2 separate regions of the Homo sapiens genome follow, and region 2 is linked to region 1. Evidence: chromatin loops called from intact Hi-C (ENCODE). Cell type or tissue: heart left ventricle. All regions are shown on one strand. Region 1 overlaps NPAS2 (neuronal PAS domain protein 2). Region 2 overlaps LOC105375310 (a long non-coding RNA gene).

The links. A loop is a pair of places that touch in the nucleus more often than their neighbours do. Peaks named below come from ENCODE experiments on the same cell type or tissue, not always from the same donor. Only the 100,000 strongest peaks of a DNase experiment are listed, where the experiment ranks them.
Region 2: a loop joins it to region 1, with 13 times the contacts of the local background. A loop is called at or near these places in 90 of 110 quality-filtered maps.

What each region holds. Positions count from the first base shown.
Region 1 is chr2:100,982,864-100,987,863 of GRCh38, forward strand. All of the region lies in intron 16 of NPAS2 (neuronal PAS domain protein 2), which reads left to right. Among named protein-coding and RNA genes, the nearest start is that of NPAS2-AS1, 8.2 kb to the left of the region's middle. RefSeq lists enhancers at 82-583, 584-1,083 and silencers at 2,015-2,210, 2,095-2,234. In heart left ventricle, a CTCF peak has its summit at 2,178 (motif pointing left); a DNase peak (open chromatin) is centred at 2,158; H3K27ac peaks cover 722 bases.
Region 2 is chr2:100,727,791-100,732,790 of GRCh38, forward strand. It overlaps LOC105375310 (a long non-coding RNA gene), which reads right to left. Exons shown (of 3, transcript XR_001739612.2): 1 at 3,654-5,000. Among named protein-coding and RNA genes, the nearest start is that of LINC01868, 50 kb to the left of the region's middle. RefSeq lists a silencer at 2,557-2,851. In heart left ventricle, a CTCF peak has its summit at 2,674 (motif pointing right); a DNase peak (open chromatin) is centred at 2,689.

The DNA.
Region 1 (5,000 bases):
GAGCTGGGTGGCTCCCCATTTGTGGTGTGCCAGCAGGGAAGCTCTGCAAAGCCTAGCAGCAGCAGCTCTCACTGTGACCCCCAGATATTAGAATTGTTTGGAGAGGTGTTGTTTTGTTTTGTTTTTTGTTTTGTTTTGGAGGAAAACCTTTACATATTGGATCTCTTTTAATAATATATAATGTTTTACTTACATTAGTCCAGGACTGTGTATCTTCAGAAGTGCCTGATTCTGACCCAGCCTTTGATTGTAAATGTAACTCTAGCTAACCTTGGCGTCTGCCCTGGGAGCACTAAGCATTTGGAGACCCTTAGAAGGGACAGAAAGAAGCAGAAATAACATCTCTGCTGGAGCACTGTCCCTGTTGCTTCCCCCATCACCATCTACGCAGACCCTCCCCTGGCCACACAGCTTCTGAAGTGCAGCCACACCTACCATAGGTGACAGGCGGGTTCTGTCGGGGCACAGCGCCGTGAGCCGGTGCACGCTGAGATTAATACACAGTGGTGCAGGTGTCTGGGGGCTTAGGGAGATGCTCATTTGGCCATCCTGCCTCGCTGAGGTCCCAGCAGCTCCGCCTGGCCCTCAGGGGCACTCCTGGTGGCTTTCTAGATGCTCACTGTCCCTCCCCTTCCTGCCCCTGCACAGGCCTCTCAGAGGTGGCTGCTCACCTTAAAGAGAAGAGCCCCGCCCTGGACAGGCCACCTCCCCACCTGCTCCCCTCAAGACACGGCGTGTGCGCCTTGAGCAGGCTTCACTCAGACAGCCTGGGCCATGCCAGAGCCCTGCTGCTCTCCCCACCTCCTCAGTGCACCCTTAAATTGACCAGAAAAAGGCTCGGCCTTCTCGTGAAAAGAAATGGAGTCACCGAGCTGCCATTCCACCTTTTACCAGAATAGGTAAAAAGTGGCTTTTGACTTACGCCTTCCCAGCTGGAATATTTTTCTCACTGATCCAGGGCCTGACTGGGAGCCCAATGCTTGCCTGACTCCAATTACTTTAATGGAATTTTTACACTAACAGGAAGGGGGAAATCGAGCCAGAAACTGCTAAAATTGAGGTAGGCGTATGAACATCCCCCTCAGTGCCTGGAGTTTTTCTACTTCCTGCCTTTTCTGAATTTTAAAATAACAGGCAGCAAGGTTATCGCTTTCACTCCTGTTATAACAAAGTATTTTTCCTCCTTGTGACCTATGCCTTTGGTTAACCCCAAAGTACCTATGCCACAGTGCACTGAGGGATGTTCTGAGCCGGCCGGCATGGGAATTGCACCCTCCGGTGCCTTCCTGCCCTGTGTTCATTCCTGAGGCCTTATCTTTGCAGTGGAATTTTCCAGAGATCATGGAAATCCACAGATAGTCGAGACAGAGGATATTTCCTCAAGGAGCCTGCCTTGTTTTTTTGTAAGACTTAAAGAAATATGTTCCAAAATGTGATATTTGTTTTTTTTAAACTAAACTGTGTGATTCAAGTGTGAAGAATAAGCAAGTAGAAATGACTCCAGCCCACCCCCAAAAGTAGAGGGATAGATAAAATAAGAATGACAAAACACTGATGATTGTTGAAGCCTAATGGTGATGCCAAGGTTTCATTATATTACTTGTCTATTTTGTATACTTCTAAAATGTCCTGTAATGACAAGTATTTGTAGAAATAAGCAGATAACACTAATGAAAAATCATCTGTGAGTGTAGGATTGGTTTGTTCTTGAAAATTAGAAGTTGTTGGTTTGTTTTCTCTGATAACTTTTCCCACTTGGAGAACTTTTTTTTTTTTTTATGTTTTCTATAAAGTTGACCTCAGAGCCCTTTTAAGTCACCATCTCCTTAAGCCACAAAATTCTACTTTATTGTTGATAAACAGAAGTACGGCTGTGCCCAGCAGCAAACCAGGAACCAGTCCCCCACCCAGTGGCCTTTATCCCAACCTCAGTGGACTTGTGATGCTTTACTTCATTGCTTCAAAACTTTCGTCGAGGCTATATGTGCCTGTGATGCTTACTATTTTTTTTTTTCAAAAAAACCTTGGGTTATGAGGAAGAAGTCCTGAAGGGCTGTTGGTGTTTGCACCTGGATGGGGTCATGAAAATGGGGCTACCTGGACAAGAGCTGTTGTGCTGAAAGGCCCATCGCCCCCTCCAAGGCTGCCTCTTGCTCTTTTTGAGAGCATGCGCGCCCTCTGCTGGCTGCTCAAAGGAATGCCTAGAAGGACACCTGTAGCAATGGCAAATGACGTGTTCCTCAACTGGTTCATCCATCCATCTATCCATCCTTCCTTCCATCCAGCCATCATCTATCCATCCTTCCATCCGTCCTTCCTTCCTTCCATCCAGCCATCATCTATCCATCCTTCCATCCAGCCATCATCTGTCCATCCTTCCATCCGTCCTTCCATCCAGCCGCCATCTGTCCATCCTTTCTTCTGGCCACCCTCCCTTCTATACATCCTTCTGCCCGTCCTTTCTTCCTTCCATCCATCCTTTAGTCCATCCATCCATCTGACAGACACCCTTTATTTACCAGGCACGTGGTTAAGCACTGTGAGGATACAGAAAGATAAACAGGGCAGGGTTTCTACTGTCAGAGGATATACATCGATGGGACAGAGTAGCACACCTTGCTGTTACAGTCTGTTACATAAATAACACCAGCAGACATAGTTTGCCCTTCTCTGAGTGAAAGCACCATTCATATGTTTATTCATTCATACATGCATTTATTCCATTCATTCATTTATCAAACAGTTTTTATATGCCCAAAGAGGCGAAGGAGGAAAAAGCTCCTTTTTTCATTTTGAATGTTATTATCTGACATTCATTCAGTACTTACTATGTCTCAGGTCATTTATATGCATTAACTTCATTTAGTCCTTAATAAGATATATGCTCTTAATGTCACTATTTTTTTTTAATGTCACTATTTTTTACTAATGAGGAAACTAAGGCTTTGAAAAGTTATTAAAATTGCCGAAGGCCATACTGCTAGTAAATGGTAGGGTGGGAATTTGAGCTAAGATAGGTCTGCTTTAAGGTAAATTATACTGCCTCTCATCAATAAAGGTTGGATTTATTCAAACTCTAATCAAAAGGTAAATTGTGTCCTACCAGAAAAACGCATGGTAATTGGGTTTGACTACTAGGTTTTTGCTGAAGTGATGAAGTATAGGTTGCCCTATGTGCTATAAATGAGTCTTATTTTAATAGGGAGCTGGGATTGCATGAAACATGAATCCTCAAAATGTGTAAAATGATGGATACCCAGAAAATTCTTCTTAATTTCTAAAGTGACAAGGAGTCCTCATTTCAAAACTGCAGGCTTCTCTGTGGTGGGTGGGGCATGAGAGGAGTTTGGGGAGGTCCCGTGGGATGGTAGAAAGATCAGAACCCAGCCCCAGCTCAGCCACCTGCCCATCTCGGGCCTCTGGTAAGTGGCTCGACCCCACCCATGAAACAGATGCTTGAGCGAACTGATCCGTAAGTCTCCCCAGCGCGCCTGCATGGTGGGATCCTCGCCTGCCTCTCCAAACCTGCGCTGACACTCAGCAGATGTCAGCCTGTCGGTCCTGTACTGCATATGAGGTGGGACTGCACTGAGTACAGGAATGGGGTGAAAAACGTCAGATGCTGGGAGCCAGAGAGCCTTCCCCCTAAAGAACTCCAGGCTAAGGGCCTGATGGACTGGAACAGTGTATGTTGAGAATCATGATAGACACAGTGCCATCTGATGTTTTTAATACCCAAGAGGTACTTTTGTTTAAAAAGCCAGTTTCAGGTCTGTCATTAAATTATTATTAAAATTACAAAAGTTGTCTTTCTTAAAACTTTAGAGTCAACTGACAGATTCCGTTTTATTTATGAATCTACTAATTTGGTCTAAAAAGAGCAATGCTCTAACTAGATTTTTATTTATGTTCAATTAGTTGATAGGTTGATTGTGAATAATCAACATTATCTACCAAAACTATTCATTTACACATTTAATTTATCTGAATCTTTCAAGCATTTTATGTACCTAACAAGGCAGACTTATAAAGCTAAGAAGTAAAATCTTTCTAAGCACCTAAACAACTGTTTTATTTATTTATTCATTTTTAAGACAGAGTCTCACCCTGTTGCCCAGGCTGGAGCGCAGTGGCACGATCTTGGCTCACTGCAACCTCCGCCTCCCAGGTTCAAGCAATTCCCCTGCCTCAGCCTCCCAAATAACTGGGATTACAGGCGTGCGCCACCATGCCCAGCTAATTTTTATATTTTTAGTAGAGACAGGGTTTCACCATATTGGTTAGGCTGGTCTCAAGCTCCTGGCCTCAAGCGATCTGCCCGCCTTGGCCTCCCAAAGTGCTGTAATACAGGCGTTAGACACAGCGCCCAGCGTAAACAACTGTTTTAAATCAAATACACCAAACTTATTTGAACTAAATCAGGATTCTCAAGAACACCTCAAATTCTCTTAAATCTTTCAAATTAAAACCACCAAGCTAATATCCCATGGCCTTTTAAATGTCTCTGAGACACCTTAGGTAACAAAACACAGAGATGATCATGATGATTACAAAACTTGAACATAATTTTAAAGTGCATGGACTTAATGTTATGTGATCATATCCATGTTATTGGCCTGCCTGGGTATGTGGTTCCTTAATTAATGACAGATCTGCCATCTCAGCTGAGAGCACTGGATTGAAAATTCTCAACAGTAATGTGGGTACAGACACGAGTCACTGGTCAGAGATTCAAGGGCAAACACAGAGCCTGGTCCTACTGCGAGGGCAATGTGGCCCATGCCACAGGTGAGCCATCCCTCTGCCCCTATATCATGAGGCAATATTATCATGACTGCATCATGCATTCCACTCACCAGGTATTTCTCCCTTCTAGGAAGAAGCTGGTAAGCCAACCTCGACTCTAAACAAGTACATCACATTATTTAGAGAACATCTGGGTCTAAACAGCTTTCACATTGTTAGGCCTCAGTCACTTGCCTGTAACCTTCATGAAGGCA
Region 2 (5,000 bases), 260 kb before region 1:
ATAGAATGATTTATATTCCTTTGGGTATATACCTAGTAATGTGATTGCTGGGTCAAATGATATTTCTGTTCTAGATCCTTGAGGAATCACCACACCGTCTTCCACAATGGTTGAACTAATTTACATTCCCACCAATAATGTAAAAGCATTCCTGTTTCTCCACAGCCTCGCCAGCATCTGTTTTTTCTTGACTTTTTAATAATTCCCATTCTGACTGGTGTGAAATGGTATCTCATTGTGGTTTTGATTTGCATTTCTCTAATGATCAGTGATGAGCTTTTTTTCATATGTTGGTTGGCTGCATGAATGTCTTCTTTTGAGAAGTGTCTAGAACAGACTTTCTTATAAAAACCAATGCAGCATGCTTTCTTGTGAAATGTAACAAGAAATATTTAAAAAATAAAACTAACCATAGATCCCACAGCCACTGAAATGACAATAAAGAAATACTGTGAATAACTCCACATACATAAGTTCAACAACTTAGATGGAATGGATCAATTCCTTAAAAACCACGAACTACCCAAACTCACTCAAAATGAGACAGATAACCTGAATAGTACTAATTTATAGTTTAAAAATTTTACAAACGAAATCTCCAAGCCAAGATGGTTTCACTGGCAACTTCTACCACACATATAAGAAATAACACTAAATATGCACAATCTCTTCCAGAAAAGAGGAGGGAATATATCCCGCCTAATTTTATGAGCCCATTTTTACCCTGATATCAAAACCAGACAAAGACAGTATAAAAATTAAATCTACAAACTAATATCTCTCATCAATTTATTTACTTATTTATTATTTATTTATTTGACAAGGCCTCGCTCTGTCACCCAGCCTGGAATGTAGTGGCATGATCACAGCTCACTGCAGCCTCCACCTCCCAGGCTCAGGTGATCCTCCCACCTTAGCCTCCCAAGTAGCTGGGACTGTAGGCATGCACCACCCCTGGCTAATTTTTGTCTTTTTGGTAGAGATGAGGTTTTGTCATGTTGCCCAGGCTGTTTCTCATGAATCTAAATGTCAAAATATTCAACAAAATATTAACAAATGGAATCCAGCAATATATAAAAGAACTTATACACCACAACCAAGTAAGATTTATTCTAGTTACGCAAGATTGCTTCATCATTCAAAAAATCATTCAAAGTTATCCACTGTGTCAATAAGCTAAGGAGAAATATCATATGATAATGTAAATTGACACAGAAAAAATATTTGACAAACTACAACACTACCTCATGATAAAAATTATCTGCAAGTTAGGAATAGAGGGAATCACTTCAACCTGATAAAGAGCATCAACAAAAACCTGCATCTAATATCATACTTAATGGGGAAAAACTGAATACTTTGCCCCTAAGGTCAGGAACAAAGCCAGGGAAGGATGTCCACTATCACCACAGTATACGTCATAACACTAGAACTTCTAGACTCTGCAATAACGCATGAAAAATAAATAAAATACATACAGATTGGAAGGAAGACATAAAACTTTCCCTATTTGCAGTTTACACAATTGTCTATATAGAAAACCCAAGAAGTCTACCAAAAGCTCCTTTAAGGAATCAGTGAGTGTATTAGTCCACTAGCGCTACATAACACAATACTGCAGACTGAGGGGCTTAAACCGAAGAAATTTATTTTCTCACACTTCTATAAGCTAGAAGTCCAAGAGCAAGGTGCTAGCAAGTTGATTTCTGGTGAGTCCTCTCTCCTTTGCTTGCAGATCACTGCCTTCTTGCTTACATGATGTTTTCTCTACACTTGCATTCCTGGTATCTTCTCCTCTTCTTATAAGGACACTAGTCCTATTGGATTGGAGACCCACCATTATGACCTCATTTAACCTTAATTACATCCTTAAAACCCCTATCTCCAAATACAGTTAACTGGCTTCAATATGTAAATTTTTGGGGAAAACATAATACTGAGTTTAAACACATTCTAGAATATAAGGTCAATACAAAAAATCATGTATATTTATAAAGATAGTAATAAACAATCAGAAACAAACAAAAAATGATAAGAGCTCCCCCCCAAAAAGAGATACGTATAAATAATTTTAACAAAACATACATAGAATCTATGTGCTGAAAACACTAAAATGCTGATGAAATAACTCAAAGAAGACCTCAATATATGGAGAAACATACTATGTTCATGGATTGGCAGACTCAACAAGAAAAAGGACAATTTTACCCAAATCAATCTATGCTTTTGATGTAATGTCAATCAAAACTCTAGCAGAATTTTTTGCAGATATTTGACAAGCTGATTTTGAAATTCATATAAAAGGCAATGAAACTAGCATAGCCAAAAGAAAATTGGCTTTGGAAGAATCCCACTATCTAATTTTAAGACTTATAAGAATCAAGACAGTGTGGTATTGGCAGAGGGAGAGACACATAGATCAACAGAACAGAATAGAAAGTACAGAAATAGACACAAATCAATCTTGTTTGTCAAATGTGCAAAGGAAATTCAATGAAGAAATGATAGTGTTTTCAACAAATTGTGTTGGCATTTATACACACAAAAACATGAACCTCAACCCTGCAGCTAGTTGTAACCATGTAACTAGGTTTTGGGCAGTGGGATATAAGTAATTACTTAAAGATGAAGCTGTTGAGATTCTCCTAATCCTCCAGCCCCTCTCCTGGAGGTGGTGCTGGCGAGCTACTTTCAACCACGAAGTTGAGAACAACTGGAGCAGGAGCCTTAACCCAAAGAACAGCCACATGTTGAAGGCAGACATGCTGGGCCAGTTGGAAACCTTGATGACCTTATGAAGCAGAGCTCACCTTTCTGCCCTGGACTGTTTACCTGAGGCAAAAATAATCTTTGAACTCACGTAGGCTAATGCACTTGGGGATCTTTGTTATAATGAATATACATATGCATTGCAGAAAAATATAAAGGGTAAAATAAAAGTCATTCAGGGTCTCACTACCCAAGAGAGACATACTTTGATCTCACCTTGGCCCTTTCAATATGCTGCTAGGGTAAACTTCCGAAAAAAAAAAAAAGTTGGCTGGGCACGGTGGCTCACGCCTGTAATCCCAGCACTTTGGGAGGCCGAGGCGGGTGGATCACCTGAGGTTGGGAGTTCGAGACCAGCCAGACCAACATGGAGAAACCCCATCTCTACTAAAAATACAAAAATTAGCCAGGCGCGGTGGTGCATGCCTGTAATCCCAGCTACTTGGAAGGCTGAGACAGGAGAATCGCTTGAACCTGGGAGGCGGAGGTTGCAGTGAGCCGAGATTGCGCCATTGCACTCCAACCTGGGCAACAAGAGTGAAACTCTGTCTCAAAAAAAAAAAAAAAAAAAGTTAATAAGCTTGTCTAGCATTGCAGTAGATATCCTGAAGAACCTTGGATTTGGGGAGTAAGGTATAGGAATCTATTTCCTTTTCAGCCCTTAGATTGCAATAACTCTCCCTGGAGATTGTGCCACTAACATGACTACTCAGTGCCAGAGTCAACCAGATTGTGACTGGCTGACAGACAAGCAGCCAGTCCTTGCTAAATACATGTCCCTGCACCATACCCAGCAAGAGGAATGAGTATAATATAATAGTTAGGATCGTGGTCTTTGCAGTTGAAAAGTCATGGGTTCAAGTCCTAGCTTTGCTTCTTCCTACCTGTGTAACCTTGGGCAGGTGTGTAAACTTGTCTGAATTTCAATTTCCGCTTCTCTAAAATGAGAACAGATAGTAGCACCTCCCTCTTAAGCTTGTTGTGAGAATTAAACATGATGATACATGTGAAGTGATATAGAGCCTGGCACATAATACATACTCCATAAATGGGTGCTATTGCATCATCCATTCATGCATCATGTGTAAATTAAGTGTCTACTATATGCCTGGCACCTTTCTAGGCAATGGCAACATAGCAGTGAGTGACACAATAAAGATCTTTGCTCTCATGAATCTTACTTTCTACTTGAGGAGAAGGACTATAAACGCAATGTTTAAATAACAGTAGATCTGATGCAATTAAGACGGATAGAGAGTGACTTATTGTTAGTCATAACAATAGCTTTGTCCTGTGTGAGGATGGTTGGATTCAGTTGCCTCCCTCAGTCCTGCCAGGATTCATGTAGACAGCTGGGCAGGGCTGGTGTGGGCAGGGAGGACATGAGTGGACACTACACAGAATTCGTACAGTCAACAACTTTGTGAGCCATGGCAGGTGTCCCACTGTGAAACATGGCTGAAACCTTCACCTGCCAGACCCCTGGGATCACAGGGCAAGAGGAGGAGCCTAGGTTTCCAAGGACACAGGCATGAGGCAGAAGTCTGGAGTACACTAACAAGGTTTCAGATTTGCTGGGCCCTCCCATAAGAGCCCAACTGGCCCCATTTGGGGACCAGTAGCAAACAGAGTTAATTTTTCTTAACTAGTGGATGACAGGGTGTTTCGATTCAGAACGAATTTCTCAATCCATACATCAAGAACTCAACAGCAGTTCTCAACCCTGCTTTTCTTCAGAATCACTTTTAAATCTATGAAAACGACATCACCCAAACCGTCATATCCCAGAAAGTCTGATTAGTGCAGCTCAGGGATGGAAACTGGGCATTCTTGCAATGCAATGTTCCAAGGTGATTTAATGTGCGCTCAATGTTTGGAACCACTGATTTCACCCTTAAACCAAATCACAAAGCACTTCGTGCCCCCAGACAGTCATGGTCCAAATGCTGCACCATGGTAGGGTCAGCCTGCAATCTCCCTCCGCAGAGTTTGGAGAAGGGTGGCCACAGTAAAGGATTAGAAACATTCCCATGGGAGAAGCAGGCTTGTTCCCACCGACTTCCTCAGTCATGCCGTCTTTCTAGTGAGCGTTCTTCCTCCTCTCCGTGGCCTCTCCAAGGTTCAACCAATCTTCAGTCTCTCTACATCCAAATCCTCTTCTGGGGCAATAGCAGCCCACAAGGCCTCTGCTTTCTTTGAAATCTGGCCCCTCTTAATAGTAACAGGGCTTT